Regions from separate parts of the Homo sapiens genome. Here all the other regions are linked to region 1. The links are chromatin contacts, found by Hi-C or POLR2A ChIA-PET in ENCODE. All regions are on one chromosome and are shown on one strand. The core of a region is the stretch at or near the end of the contact, and the rest is flanking DNA. Distances in the headings are between cores, read along the strand shown.

The links. A loop is a pair of places that touch in the nucleus more often than their neighbours do. ChIA-PET counts read pairs that join two places held with the same protein, here RNA polymerase II (POLR2A). Pooled maps may share reads with other maps.
Region 2: a loop to region 1 is called in a map of naive thymus-derived CD4-positive, alpha-beta T cell, with 15 times the contacts of the local background. The contact joins the promoter of XPC here to the promoter of ATG7 in region 1. A Hi-C loop is called at or near these places in 2 of 168 maps with a recorded cell type or tissue (both naive thymus-derived CD4-positive, alpha-beta T cell) and 7 of 50 pooled maps. POLR2A ChIA-PET finds 5 or more read pairs at or near these places in 2 of 52 experiments (K562 and activated B cell).
Region 3: a map of OCI-LY7 shows a loop between it and region 1 (11-fold over the local background). The contact joins the promoter of CHCHD4 here to the promoter of ATG7 in region 1. A Hi-C loop is called at or near these places in 3 of 168 maps with a recorded cell type or tissue (CD4-positive, alpha-beta T cell, CD8-positive, alpha-beta T cell and OCI-LY7) and 6 of 50 pooled maps.

Annotation. Positions count from the first base shown.
Region 1 is chr3:11,270,012-11,275,003 of GRCh38, forward strand. It overlaps ATG7 (autophagy related 7), which reads left to right and starts at 2,386. Exons shown (of 21, transcript NM_001349232.2): 1 at 2,386-2,419. RefSeq lists enhancers at 1,984-2,033, 1,990-2,581, 2,304-2,433, 2,582-3,171.
Region 2 is chr3:14,175,847-14,180,838 of GRCh38, forward strand. XPC (XPC complex subunit, DNA damage recognition and repair factor) reads right to left here and starts at 2,755. Exons shown (of 16, transcript NM_004628.5): 1 at 2,620-2,755. The coding sequence starts at 2,722. It overlaps LSM3 (LSM3 homolog, U6 small nuclear RNA and mRNA degradation associated), which reads left to right and starts at 2,971. Exons shown (of 4, transcript NM_014463.3): 1 at 2,971-3,035. The coding sequence starts at 3,015. RefSeq lists a silencer at 2,395-2,514 and enhancers at 2,565-2,914, 3,015-3,064.
Region 3 is chr3:14,122,120-14,126,119 of GRCh38, forward strand. It overlaps CHCHD4 (coiled-coil-helix-coiled-coil-helix domain containing 4), which reads right to left and starts at 2,751. Exons shown (of 3, transcript NM_001098502.2): 1 at 2,536-2,751. The coding sequence starts at 2,557. It overlaps TMEM43 (transmembrane protein 43), which reads left to right and starts at 2,933. Exons shown (of 12, transcript NM_024334.3): 1 at 2,933-3,086. The coding sequence starts at 3,075. RefSeq lists enhancers at 1,508-1,607, 2,376-3,110, 2,978-3,177, 3,111-3,845, 3,278-3,567 and 2 more and silencers at 2,168-2,217, 2,228-2,787.

The sequences.
Region 1 (4,992 bases), core at 1,136-3,635:
AGAAAATTAGCCCGGCATGATGGCATGCACCTGTAGTCCCAGCTACTCAGGAGGCTGAGGTGGGAGGATCCCTGGAGCTCAGGAGGTTGAGTCTGCAGTGAGCTATGATCACTCCACTGTACTCTATCCTGGGTAACAGAGGGAGACCCCGTCTCAAAAAAAAAAAAAAAAAAAGATAAAGCAAAAAAGAGAAATCTTTCTTAACCTTTTTGTGCTTCAGAAAATGTTCACTACAAAGAAATACCCATTCTCATGTCACTTAAATGACTCCTGGTTGCCTCCCTTGTTTACTGTGGCAAGGTCAAACACAGTCCTTCTGAATTCCCATTCTTTGCCTCATAAATGATTACAGAGCTGCTTGTCTCCATTGACCAGTTGGAAAAAATGCTTATTAACCAAACTTGGGTTAAGCTTCTTTCCTTTCCCCAGGCTCCTTACTTTAACCTACTCTCAGCTTGAACTAGCATACTGTCTCATGTGTCCGTGTGAAGAGACTACCAAACAGGCTTTGTGTGAGCAACAAGGCTGTTTATTTCACCTGGGTGCAGGTGGGCTGAGTCCAAAAAGAGAGTCAGCAAAGGGTGGTGGGATTATCATTGGTTCTTATAGGTTTTGGGATAGGCGGTGGAGTTAAAAGCAATGTTTTGGGGGTAGGGGGTGGATCTCACAAAGTACATTCTCAAGGGTGGTGAGAATTACAAAGAAACTTCTTAAGGGTGGGGGAGACTATAAAAGAACCTTCTTAAGGGTGGGGGAGATTACAAAGTACATTGATCAGTTAGGGTGGGGCAGAAACAAATCACAATGGTGGAATGTCATCAGTTAAGGCTATTTTCACTTCTGCGGATCTTCAGTTGCTGCAAGCCATCTGGATGTATACGTGCAGGTCACTGGGGATATGATGGCTTAGCTTGGGCTCAGAGACTGACACACACAACCCCTACTGAGAATAGGTTGGCCTCAAGATAAAACATTCTCTAATCTACTATCTGATCAAGCCACCCCTTCATCCCACTTCCCATATTCGGTTGTTTCCAGCCTTGTTTACCTGCCTTTGGGGAGGGTGGGGGGTGGGGGAACCCTCTTTTTCCCTAACCATTGAAACATCTGCGGATGTTTTGGTCAGAGTGATCTCACTATTGCAATAGTCTCCCTCTGCTATTGCACGGTTCCTTCTCTCCCACCTCTCTCACTTCTTGCAGTAATCCTTTCTTTTTTTTTTTTTTTGAGACGGAGTCTCGCTCTGTCGCCCAGGCTGGAGTGCAGTGGTGGGATCTCGGCTCACTGCAAGCTCCGCCTCCCGGGTTCACGCCATTCTCCTGCCTCAGCCTCCCAAGTAGCTGGGACTACAGGCGCCCGCCACCACGCCCGGCTAATTTTTTTGTATTTTTAGTAGAGACGGGGTTTCACCGTTTTAGCCGGGATGGTCTCGATCTCCTGACCTCGTGATCCGCCCGCCTCGGCCTCCCAAAGTGCTGTGATTACAGGCGTGAGCCACCGCGCCGGGCCTGCAGTAATCCTTTCTAATAAGTATCCTTATTAGTCTGGATTTGTTTTCTTATTTGCCAGAATCAAACAAACTTCAGATTACGTTCCTGGCCCAAAAGCCCTTTAACTTTCAGCAAGCCACCTAACTTTTCTTAGATTCTGTTCTTTCATATATAACTTGGGGATATGTTTCAGGACTCTTGTGAGGATTAGAGATGTAAAACCCTGAAAACATGGTGGCTAGTTAATTAATAGCAGTCATCGCTCTTGTTGTTATGAGTCTAGAGTGGTATATCAGAGTTAATTTGTGAAAGGCCTTACAGGCCAGACAGAGAAACTTGTCATAATCACTGCTGTATCTTCAACACCTGTCCAGTGCTTTGCACGCGCAGAGTATCTAACCAAGTATTGAGAGGGAATAACTTTATCTCACTGACAGTGAGGAGCTGTGAGAATGATGGCTGGTTTAGAAAAGGCAGGTTGGTCACTGTCGACGTTCACTGGCCTTTTCCTACTAAAATTCTCATCTCCTGGCTCTCCACACCTGCCACCCTGATGGCCCCTGTGCTGCGTTTGATGCCGCCTCTCCTGGAGAATGACCATGGTGATCATTCCTGTCATCCTCTGAAATCAAAAGAGAGAACGTGGGCACTTTCTTAAAAGCCTGAAGGGAATGTAGACATTCCGACATCTGGTAAGGGAGACGCTCTCCATCGCTTCCCCCGGGGGCGTCACCGCCCCCTGATGCCCCGCCCTCCTCACGACTCAAGTTCCTCCCACTTAGCTCGGTGCTAGGGGCGCATTTCCCCGGCATGCCTCTGCTCCTTTGCGCACGCGCGCCGCTTCCCAGTGGCAAGCGCGGGCAGGACCGCGTTGCGTCATCGGGGCGCGCGCCTCAGAGAGAGCTGTGGTTGCCGGAAGTTGAGCGGCGGTAAGTGAGCCGCGGCGGGCGAGGGTGTAGTGGGGTCTTGCTGGGCCGGTTTTGGAGGCCTGGAGTCAAGGGGCGAGCTCGCCAGGGAGGGCGAGGGTCACAGCAAGTCTCAGGATCCTCCTCTGCCAGTTTCTGGGTGGTCCTTCCTCCTCCAGGGACTCACTGATTCCGGCTGGCGCCCTTCGTCTGTAGCCGCGTCCCCTCAGACTGGTTCAGTCCGGGGTCTTCTGACTTGGAAGCTCGTGCTGATTTCCTAAGTCAGCCCCTCCTGTCCTCTTGGTAGGCAGTGCTCAGAATCTTCAGTGTTGGAACACGGGAGATGGGACATTTGGATTCCCAGCCTGGCTGTGTCTGGATTTGCTGTCTCTGGCACGTTCCTTCCCCATCTAAGCTGCTTTTCCATCTGCAAAATGGGAATGATAATCCGCCATTTGTTTAAGTGAGGAGGTTAAATAAGTTTACTTTCTGAGAAAGAAGATTCTCGATTCCTTGGTTACAGGGTTAGAAACTAATGCACAATAAGAATCAATCCGGTAAGGTAAATATAGGTGTTAGAACATTTGTCAGAAATAGAGTCAAACTTCTAATTTTATAAGTACAGTACTAACGTACATGATGTTGGAGAAGTACAAGCCAAACCGTGTGTGTGTGCACGTGCGTGCAGTTTCCTGATTTTTAAACACTGGCGACTGATGCCATTTTTTAAAAATTGGCAAGTAATTCTGGCGTTTAAAAACATTGGCAACTCAGTTTTTACAAAACCCTGTTCAACTGTAACCAGTCATATCTGTGGCTGTCAGTTTGGGACCTCTGGATCCCAGACTCCCTTTTTCATTGACTACTTAGATTTTTTTCTCTGACACCTCTGCCCACTGGCCAGATTTCTTCAGTGACAGAAAGCTTTCTACTTCTGGTTGCTCCTGTTTGGTCCTCCCCCAGTTCTGACTCTTAGGTTGAGCTGAAAGCAGCTACTCGGTAATCTTAGCTCACTGTTCCTCCTTCAGGCTCTTGGAATCACCCCTGCATTTAATTGCCCTATACATCATTGAAAGCTGCTAGTTTGTCTTCCTCTTCTCACCTTTTCTTCTCTAGGCTAAGCATATTTAATGTATTTGCTCATAGTAAACTTAACAGTGACAGCAAATTTTGTCATGTTTTGTTATATCCCCAGCATATAGAGCAATGCCTAGCATATTATATATGCTCAATAAATATTTGTTGGATGAATGAATAAAACAAATATTTGCCTGTTATGTGCCTGGCATTATTGTGGGCACTGGTGATCTATCAGTAAAATAAGAAGAAAAAGAACCCTGTTTCATGGCACCTTCTAATAATAGTGGTGGTGGTGGCGGTGGCGGCATTGTCAGTAAGGGTTGGTAGGTGTTTCCGATTCTGAAACGTACAGGGTCATGGGATGGACAGTAATTGGGGGGAAGCATAAAAGCTAGCTAGTCAGGGATGGCTTCCCTGAGGAAGTGACCTAACACTTGAATAAAGAAAAGTCCAGTCTTGGAATGGCTCATGTTGCTAAACTGCTTTCCCATCCCCCAACGCTGCTCCAGTCTTGTTAAGCTGCTTGCAGGTGTGTGTCACCTATAGCCCTTTGCTTCTGCTGCTTCGAACATCTCCCCTTCCTCTTCCATTTATCTTGGCCAACTCCTTCCTGCCCTCATGTGACATGATTTTGAAATCCTTTAAGAGCTGAGTACTGGACTTTCCATTACTCAACCACAGGTTCCGTTTTTCGTTCCCAGCCAGCATCTCATTATAGAGAATAAACATTTATTGAGCTTCAGCTGTGTGTCTGGCACTGCGCTGCAAGCTGGGAATACAAAAATGAGTAAGATACACATCCCTGTCCTCAAAGAGTTTACTTTTTTTTTAAGCCAAGGAGATAGCAACGGTATGGCATGAAGCTATTGCGGAGGTTTGGTAGAGGAGGACTTAGGGTACGCATAAGTCAGGCTGACTCATCAGAGAAGGTTTCAGTGAGGAGGTGCTGCTTTAGCCAAGACCTGAAGGACGAACGAGATCTGACAGGTGAAGAGTGGTTCGAAGTGAGATGAGCAAAGGGCTAGAGGTGAGAATGCATGGCCTGCTTGTGGTTCACTGGAGTGCCAGTGTGGAGGTGTAGGATGAGAGGTGACTGGAAAGGTAAGCACTAGCCACATCGTGAAGGGCCCTGTGGACAATAGCATGTTACCCGCACATAGACTTTGGGATCCAAGATAGCTGCGTACCAATATTCCCATTGCCACTGAACTAGTTTTGTGACCCTGGGCAAGTCACTTCTTTCTAAGCTTCAGTTTCCTCATCTCTAAGAAGGGGAAATAAAAACTGTACGAGGTGATATGTTACTCACTTGACACTGGTAGATGATAAATACTCAATAAACAGTAGTCATTAATATTGCCAGGCCCAGAAGTTTGGACTCTAAAATGTGGGGGCGGGGGTGGAGAGCAGGACACTGAAGATTTTAAAACAGATGCGACATCCTCTCATCTGTTTTAAATTACCCAGGCAGCAATGTGGTGATTACACTGGACAGAAAAAGACAAGCAGGGGACCAG
Region 2 (4,992 bases), core at 1,505-4,004, 2.9 Mb after region 1:
GCTTCCCCACAAAACCACCAAACCACAACAAAGGTTGTAACTCTGCAGATCCTGGAAGCTGCCTTGGGAACTGACTGCTAGCTCCTCTGGCTAGCAGAATAAACTTGGGTGCATCTTTACCTCCGTTTAGGCTGAATGACACCAGCTAGCCCAACTAATTTACCTAACATGGGTAAAGCTAAAGCTCTTGGCTTTATATGCTATCCCACTGAAAACTCACAGCCACCCCGCAAGGCAGTTATTACATTTCACAGAGGAAATTCAGAAGGGCTAAAACATTTGTCCAAAATAATTCACCCAAGTGCATAAAACTAAGAATTGAAGCTCTACCAAGCTGGAACCGAGGTGAAGTGTTGAGCTGGGAAGAATACAGGTAGCATTTCCATCAGATTAAAACCGTAAATTTTTAATTGCCATATATCCAAATTACATTCTGACTAGAATACCGGCCCCTTTTTGTGACCCCTTGCTAAAATACCAACCATCCTTTAAATCACAGATCAAACTACTTCAGAGAGCGTTCCCCGATCACGCCAGTCAAACTTGATTAATCCTTTGGAAGCTACAAAGCCTTGTACCTTCTTCCACAATATTTAGCACACTTTGCCTTGAATGTTTTACATGTAAATGTCATGTCAACACTACTCTATGATCCTCCAAGATATGTTTATCTCTCATGTCACCTCATTCATGTACAGCACATAGTAGATACTCAAAAGATGTTATTTGAATGAGTAAATGAGTGAATAAAATGGAACTCGTAATATTACATATGAGGTAAATCACCTCCTAAGTTTACGAATTATTACCATTTCACTATTTCCTAATGGATGATGAATTTATAACCGGTATAGAAACAGAATCTAGTGTGATAGCCTTTGCCGGTTACCTAGTCTAATCTACCCAGTTTTTTCAGGAGACCCAGAAATTCCTTCTACAGCCTGCATTTTGCAATTATTTAAAATATTTACTAGCCGGGCGCAGTGGCTCATGCCTGTAATCCCAACACTTCGGGAGGCCGAGGCAAACGGATCACCTGAGGTCAGGAGTTTGAGACCAGCCTGGCCAACATGGCGAAACCCCATCTATACAAAAATACAAAAATTAGCCGGACATGGTGTCAGGCACCTGTAACACCAGCTACTCGGGAGGCTGAGGCAGGAGAATCACTTGAACCTAGGAGGCGGAGGTCACGCCACTGCACTCCAGCCTCAGCGACAGAGTGAGACACTGTCTCGAAAAAAATAAAAAATAAATAAAATATTTATTTAGCATTTAGCCCTACCAATCCACGGGCCCTGCATCCACAGATTCAACCAACCACAGATGAATATATTTCGGGAAAAAAAATACAAATTTAAAAAATACAGCATGACAACTATTTCCATAGTATCCACATTGTATTAGGTATTATTAGTGATCTAGAGATGATTTAAAGTATGTCGGAGGATGTGCATAGGTTACATGGAAACACTAGGCCATTTGATATAAGGTACTTGAGCATCACAGGTTTTAGTATCCGCGGGGTATCTGGGAAGGACCACCTTAGTTTGCTCAAGGAATGTCTAACTTGAGTTTTGAAGAAATAGAAAAAATCAGCCCTGGTAAAAGCCATGGGGGGTTCACTCTAGGCAGAAGGAACATCAAAGGAAAAGACTCAAGGAATAACTTGGCATATTTGAGGAAGAGAAAGGAGGCCAATAAGGAGGGTATCTGGCAAGGAAACAAGTGGTAAGAGAAACAGGAGAGGTAGCAAGAGCCAAAACATGTAGTATCTTGTAGGCCAGGATAAAACAACTGGATTTTAAGCTAAGAGCAATGGAAAACCAAGGGGAGTTTAAAGCAGGAGCAGGGCATGATTTTTTTTTTTTTTAAGATTATTTGGGTTGCTGGATGCAGAGCTGGGAGGCCAGTAAAGAGGAAACTGCAGTCACTCAACTGAAAGGTGATGATGACTTGGACAGGGGCTGTGGTCATGGAAATGAAGAGAAGTGGACAAATTTGAAATACACTCTTGAGGCTGAACTGACTGGACTTGCTGACGGACTGGATGTGTGGACATAAGAAAAAGGTGGGCTTTGCTTTATAACAAGTATTGAGACTGGAAAAACGGAGGAAAGCATAGATTTAAAGAGGAAAACCATGAGTTCTGCATTGCCCATGACAAATGTAAGAAGCCTATCAAATATCCATGAGGGGAAGTCAGGTGGGATCCCACTGTGGAACTCTGGGTGAGACTCAGCTGAAGTTATCATTCGGGAGTCAGCACACTGCATCACTCTACGTCCTGGTCCGTCCGTCTGTCTTCCTGGGACACAAATAACTGCCTTCTCCGAGTTCAACCCTGAACATCTGTATCCTCTGGACAACGGGGAGCGGGAAAAAAGCTACGCAGGAGCTTGGATCGGGCGAAGCTCGCGGGAAACCGCTCTGGGTGCGCAGGACAAAGACGCGGGGACAGCGGGGAGGGCCGGCCGCAGCCTGCCGGGCTGCCCCCACGGCGCGGAACGCGCGCAGCAACCTCCACCAGGCCTCCGCGTCTGGACTCCCGCCCTGCCTCTGGGCCTCCTCCGCCCACCGGCGGCGTCTCCCGCGAAGCCCGCTGGGCCTCGCTCTCACCCTCCTCCTCCTCCTCACGCCGGGCCTTGCTCTTGGCCTTGGATTTCTGGCTGCGCAGTTCGCGTCCCCGCGGCTCCCCGCCGGCCGCGCGTTTCCGAGCCATGTTGCTTGTCTGGGCAAATTCCACTTCGCGAGTGACGCACCCGGCCGCGATGCGCTAGAACGCCGGCCCCGCCCCGAGGCGGTGCGCTTGGCCACGCCCCTTCGTTGGAGGCCTAGTCACGCCCCTAAAGGAAGCTCCACCCCATACCCGTGGCCACTAAAAAACTGCGGGAAGCAGGAAAGAGCACAACAGGTTTCTCTCTATTTCCGGTGTATTGTATCCTCACGTTTCCGGAGATTGACGTTGCTCTTGTGTTCTCGCGAGAGGCGGGAAAGGGCGCAGGGTTTGAAACATGGCGGACGACGTAGACCAGGTAAGTGTATTTTAAGGAGGTCGCTCGAAGGAGCTTCTTGTACTAGGCTGCTTTTTCCAGACTCAGGAAAAATGGCCAGTCGTGCCTCCTCTCTCCAAGTCACCATGGCCTAATCCACCCTGTCCTTTCCGTAACCCCCCCTCCGAATTTTGCCGTAGGCCCTGAGACCTTTTCCTGTTAGAAGCCCACCTGATGACTATTCTCACACTCTTCGCTTCATTTTTTTAAATCTGTAGATTATTATCCTTAGCTACCTCATGGAGCTGTCAGGATTCCAATAGAAAGCCAGGTAATAAAGTTAGGAGTTGTTATCATTAGTGAGCGCAACAATTATTTATTCATTCAGCAGATAGAGTGAACATCAGCTTTGTATGGTTAGGCACTGTTCTAAGGGCCAGGGACACTGACATCGACATATAAGAGATCCTTGCCATTACTTGGAGCTTATATTTGCGAGGAGAACAGATAAAAGTAAATATAAATATGTAAGACTTCCAGGAACTGTGATGTGCTGTGAAGGAAACAAGGAACTGGTATGCAGAATAACAGATGGTCCTAGAAGCTTTTTCACCTGGTCTTTTTCTTCCTCAAATATCTTTGGAGATCATGCCACAACTTAAACTTTCTACTGAAATCTGACCTCCTCAGAGAGGACTTCTGCCCAAATAGCACTCCCGCTACTCTGGTTACCCTGCCTCATTTTTCTTCATAGAGAGTTATTTTTTCATATTAAATGTATGCATCTTTGTTTAATGTGAATCTCTCCCCACTAGAATGTAAATGCCATAAGAGCAGGGATTTTGTTTTGTTCATTCTTTTGTCTTTGGGGTTTAGAACAGTGCTGGAAACACTCAAAAAATATTTGAGTGAATGAGTTAGATGATCAGAGGAAGCCTCTTTGAGAAGCCAATATTTAAAGCTACAGGATGAAAAGAGCAGACAGTGGGCATCCCAGACAGAGGCTTAGGTAGCAGTAGGGCTTTTTCATGTGCATATTCTTACAGTATTATAATTATTTGTATGCCTCTCCACAGTAGAATGAGCTCCTTGAGGGTGGGGATTGTGACTTCTCTATCATTGTAATCTAACAGTTGGTTATCTGATCCTTTAACAAACACTTGTTGAACTGAGGGACATAGGGACCAGTTGAGTTAGGTTATTTTTTTCTCTCATCAGGCCTTTTGAATCTTCAGAGCCTGTTACCAATTCAGTTACCTTCCTCCACTGGCCTTGTGTACTTACTGAAGAAGCTCTCCTTGAATAATCTTTCTAACTCTTAGCGGCTGCAACCATCCCTTCCATGTGGGTGACCCCAAGTCATCCTAGCCCTGACCTCTAAAACCAATGTTTCCAGCAGTTCTGTAATAATATAATATTAATAGGAATCTTTTCTTTTCCTTTTTTTTTCTATTCTTTTCTTTTTTTTGGATGGAGTCTCACTCTATCGCCCAGGCTGGAGTGCAGTGGCGTGATCTCAGCTCACTGCAACCTCTGCCTCCTGGGTTCAAGTGATTCTCCTGTCTCAGCCTCCCAAGTAGCTGGGACTACAGGTGCGTGCCGCCACACCTGGCTAATTTTTGTATTTTTCGTAGAGATGGGGTTTCACCATGTTGGCCAGGCTGGTCTCAAACTCCTAACCTCAGGTGATCTGCCTTTCTCAGCCGCCCAAAGTGCTGGGATTCAAGCGTGAGCCACCACGCCCGGCCAATAGGAACCATTTCTAAATATTAATATTTTCTGTTTTCCTGGCACTGTTTTTAAATGCATTAACTAGTTTAATCCTCATAAGAACCCAGAAAGAAGGTTGTGGCTTTCTCAATTACAAATGAAGAATCTGAGAATTACAGATGGCATGATTTTTAATCTCAGTTCATAAATGTCAGGTCACAGCCAGGAGTTGAACCCGGACTGCCTGACTCCAAAGCCAGTGCTTGCTTGCCTTTTTTTTTTTTTTTTT
Region 3 (4,000 bases), core at 1,501-4,000, 2.9 Mb after region 1:
CGCTCACACGTGTTTAGGATTGCAAAAGGTTTTCTTAAGAAAGTGGCATTTAAAAGGATGTCTGAAGCCTCAGGAAGCCTTCTCAGACCCCATAGAGCCTTTCACTAAACGATCATAGCATGCTGGGCTTTTCCTTCATGTCACCTATGACAGTCTGTAATCATGCATTTGTCTGGTGATGTTTTAATGGCAATCTGTTCCACCATGCCAGGAGGGCAGAGAATGTGTCACCTTGCTCACCACTATATGCCCAATGGCTGGCACATCACGTGTGCTCTATAATTGTTGACTGAACAGGAGTTGGCAGGCTCTGCATTAGAAAGAGGAAACTAAGAAAGAAACACTATGGTGCTGACACAGGAGAAGTGTGGCTAGCCCAAGGCCCAGGTGCGAGGCTGAGAGCCCTTGAATGCCAAACCAACGAGTTTAACCTGAAGGCTGGGTAGCAGGTGGACCCCTGAAATAAACTTGTACAGGCAAGTGATTCACTCAGAACAGAGGGCAGGTAAATGCATGATTCAATAAAGATGTGGGCACCCATTGTACACCAAGCCCTGTGCTAGATGCTGGGGATTCCACAGCCCATCTGATGCTCTCAGCTTAGTGCGAGAAGACAGGCAGGAAGTAAGATGGCAAAAAATAAAAAAGGTCATTTCAGACAGTTCAGGATGTGAAAGACACAAAGGGTCAGGAGGTGATATTGGAGCTAAATGTTAAAGGATGAGGAGTCAGCCACGGAAGAGCTGAAGGCAGGATATACCAAACCAAGGGAATAGCCAAGAGGCTAGAGGCTGGGCAGCAAAAGGGTGGGAAGAGACCAGGCTGGAAAGGCAGACAGGGCCAGATCACATAAGCTCTGATACAGTAAGCAGTTTGGGATCATTTTTTAAAAATCCTATGGGAAGCATAAAGGATCAGTGGGGGGCGGAGGGGGGGAAGTTAGGGACTTCTTACGGGGACAGTGGTATGCACAAGATAAATACTAAGGAAGGCCTATAAGTGAGTGCTTTCAATTCTCACTCCTCTCCGAACTAAGAGAGATCTTTGAAGCAGGAAAAGATAGGGCTCCATGTTTTGGAGGCAGATGGACCTAGCCTCCCCTTTCCAGAGAAAACTGCCTCCTGTAAATCCTCAAAGAGGAGGGTCTTGTTTATCAGCACAGCCTCATTATACCCAAAGGCTCAAAAATTATTTGCTAAATGAAGTAAATTAGAGAAAGACTCGAAATTAAAAACAAGAGTGGTGAGGGCAGAGGACTTTTGCTTATGGCACACATTAAGTAGTAATCAGCGGAAATATAATAGTACTCATTAAAGAGTGAGTCTTATGGCTTTACGACCCAGAGGAGGAGAGGTTCTAGAAGCAGACAGCGCCACCAGGGAAAAGGCTCAGAATTTTAGGCTGAGCTAGTCTCCTAACTGGATGTGTAACTACAGGTAGGCCACCTCCTTCTCTGGGCTTCAGATTGCTTGAATTAACTGACGGAGCTGGAGTATTCACCAAAGAATTTCTGGGGGACTTCCAACTCTCTCTGTAGTTTTATAACCATCCATCCCCCTTCTCTGGCGCAGAGAAGGTGCTTCATGAGTATTTGCCGTATCAATGAAGCCCAACATCTCATTTTACAACACTGGATACCAGGGCCTGGAGGGGTTAGGTGGGAGCTCAGGGCCAAGGAGCCAGTTTGTGGCAGTGTGTGGGGAGGCCCTCCGACCTGTGGCTCGGGTACTTCTGAGCTCTTGGGTAGAGTAACATCAAGGAAGCAGTAGGTGGTCGGAGCTCAACTTTGGGGTGGGAGGTAGGCAGGGTTCTCCCTGCAATCCACTGGGCACTAGATTGGATAAGGCTCTTCTGGGGTCACAATGCCCAGGCTCAAACCCCAGCTCCACGATTTGCTGGCTGAGTGGCTTTAGCCATGTCTCCTGTGTCTAACTTTACTCTTCAGTAAAATGTGACCAACAACAGAGCCTGACTTACAAAGGTCGCAGCGAGATCTGTGAGACAAGCCAGGCAAGTTTCCTTGAACAGTGCCTGACAGGTAGCAGGGGGCTCAAAAACATTCCCGTTAGTGGAACTCCTAGCACTCCAGCACAGCACACGCTACCCCGAGTGGCAACTTTTCGGGACGCGCCTTTTAAAGGCGCGTGCAAAATGTAAACACGTGGGGTATGGCAGGAGCGGTAGTGATAATTAACCACCATACATTCCCAGTTTCGAGCCACACGCAACGTGCTCGGCACTTCCCGTGCCCCAACCGGACCTAGTTTACGACTTCCTACGCACAGGCCCCTCTGAGGTCAGGGTTCGGGCTTCACTGTGACCTTGGACCAGCCCCGTTCCCCCCAGAGCTTCGGTTTTCTCATCCGCAAAACAGGAGTAGCGACCCCCCAGCCGGCCCGCCTCCGAGTGTCCCAGGGTGGGCACCTGGGCCGCGCCTCAGGTGGCCCGCGCCCGGCGTGGTCGCGGGGCGCCGGGGCCCGCGTGTCTCCCGCAGGCCCTCGTAGGCCGGTCTCCGTGGCAGCCCGCCCTCCCTACCTTCCTGCCGGCAATAGGACATGGCTGCAGCCCGTCCCTGAGACCTTGCAGAAGCGGCGGTGGCGGCAGCTGCACCTTTACGCCGTGACCTCCCTCTCCTCTGGCAGGGCGGGCTCCTCCGAAGCCCGCGCGGACCCGCCCCCTCCCAGGCCTGCCCGCCGCGCGCCTGCCTCGGCGCCCTCGCAACCGCGGCCAGGCCAACCTCAGCCGGAAACTACATTTCCCAGCAGGTCGCGCGCTCCTCGACAGCTCTCCAGGCAGTAGAAACTACATTTCCCCGAAAGCTTTGCAGTGCGCAGGCGCATCAATGAGGTACTGCAATGTCCCGGACCGTATAGTTTCCAGGACGTCTCGCCGCGCGCATGCGCAGAAACACTGGGCACAGGGGGAGGTAACTGCAGTAAGTCCCGCTTGGCCCTGGAGTCCACGCGGATTTTCGAAGCTGGGGCTGGCAAGAGGCCGCTGGACACCACGCTCCAGTCGTCAGCCCACTTCCTAGCTGAACAGCGCGAGGCGGCGGCAGCGAGCCGGGTCCCACCATGGCCGCGAATGTGAGTATCCCCGGGCCAGCCGGGCCACACCCAGGCTTCCCCGTCGCCCTGGGGCTTTTCCCCGGGGTCCTCTAGGTCCATTTCGCCGCCTGGAGCTCCTCCGTGCGGCTAGGCCCGCATCTCCCTCTGCTCGCCGTGTCTGTGCCTTCGCCAGCTCATCCCTCTGCTCATCTCGCGGCCTGTCCAGGCTTCTTTTGTCCGTGTTCCTTGGCTCGCCTCGTCCTCGGCGTTCGTGCGGAGGCGGACTCGGAGGTGTTGCTCCCGTACTGGGATCTGCTTGTACGCCTCTCCGCGGCCCCTCCTTGCATTCCCAGTTCCCTCCTGTACCTTGGGGCCCTGAAACTTGCGCATTATGAGAGCTGGACGCGACCTCAGAGAGGGCGCCAGTCCCTTGGGAGGGAGGAAGGCGATCCAGCCCAAGTGGAGCTGTCCAGCAATGGACAGACAGGGCTGTCCAGGCGGGCAGAGAGCTCTCCGCCCTAGGGAGTCTCTGTAAACCGAGTCTGTGATGCTCCAAAAAGCTTAGGCTGGGCTGGGAGCGAAGGAGTTGGGGGAGAGGGAGCATTTCTCTACTGTCGGGGCCCCTCCTCCCCCTAGCAAGGATTTGGTTGGAGGAGGCCTGGCTGAGGGCTGTTCCCTCAAGGCCTCTTCTCCCTGCAACTAGCCTTTCTCGGGAAACTATTTAAGCCCAACATTCATTCAACAAGCAGCGCCTCCTACCAGGGCGCTGGGTGTGGGAGAAGCTGGTGACTCACCTCTCCCCTCCTCTGTGAAAGTGCTTCTAGGGCCCGCTTAGGAGCCCAGCCAGCCCCAGACACACCCTCCCTCCTGCTTTGGTAGAGTGTCCTAGCAGCTCTCCCCTTGCCTGTCACACCCTATTTCCAGACACCGCCTCTGTCCCCAAGCGTCCTCTC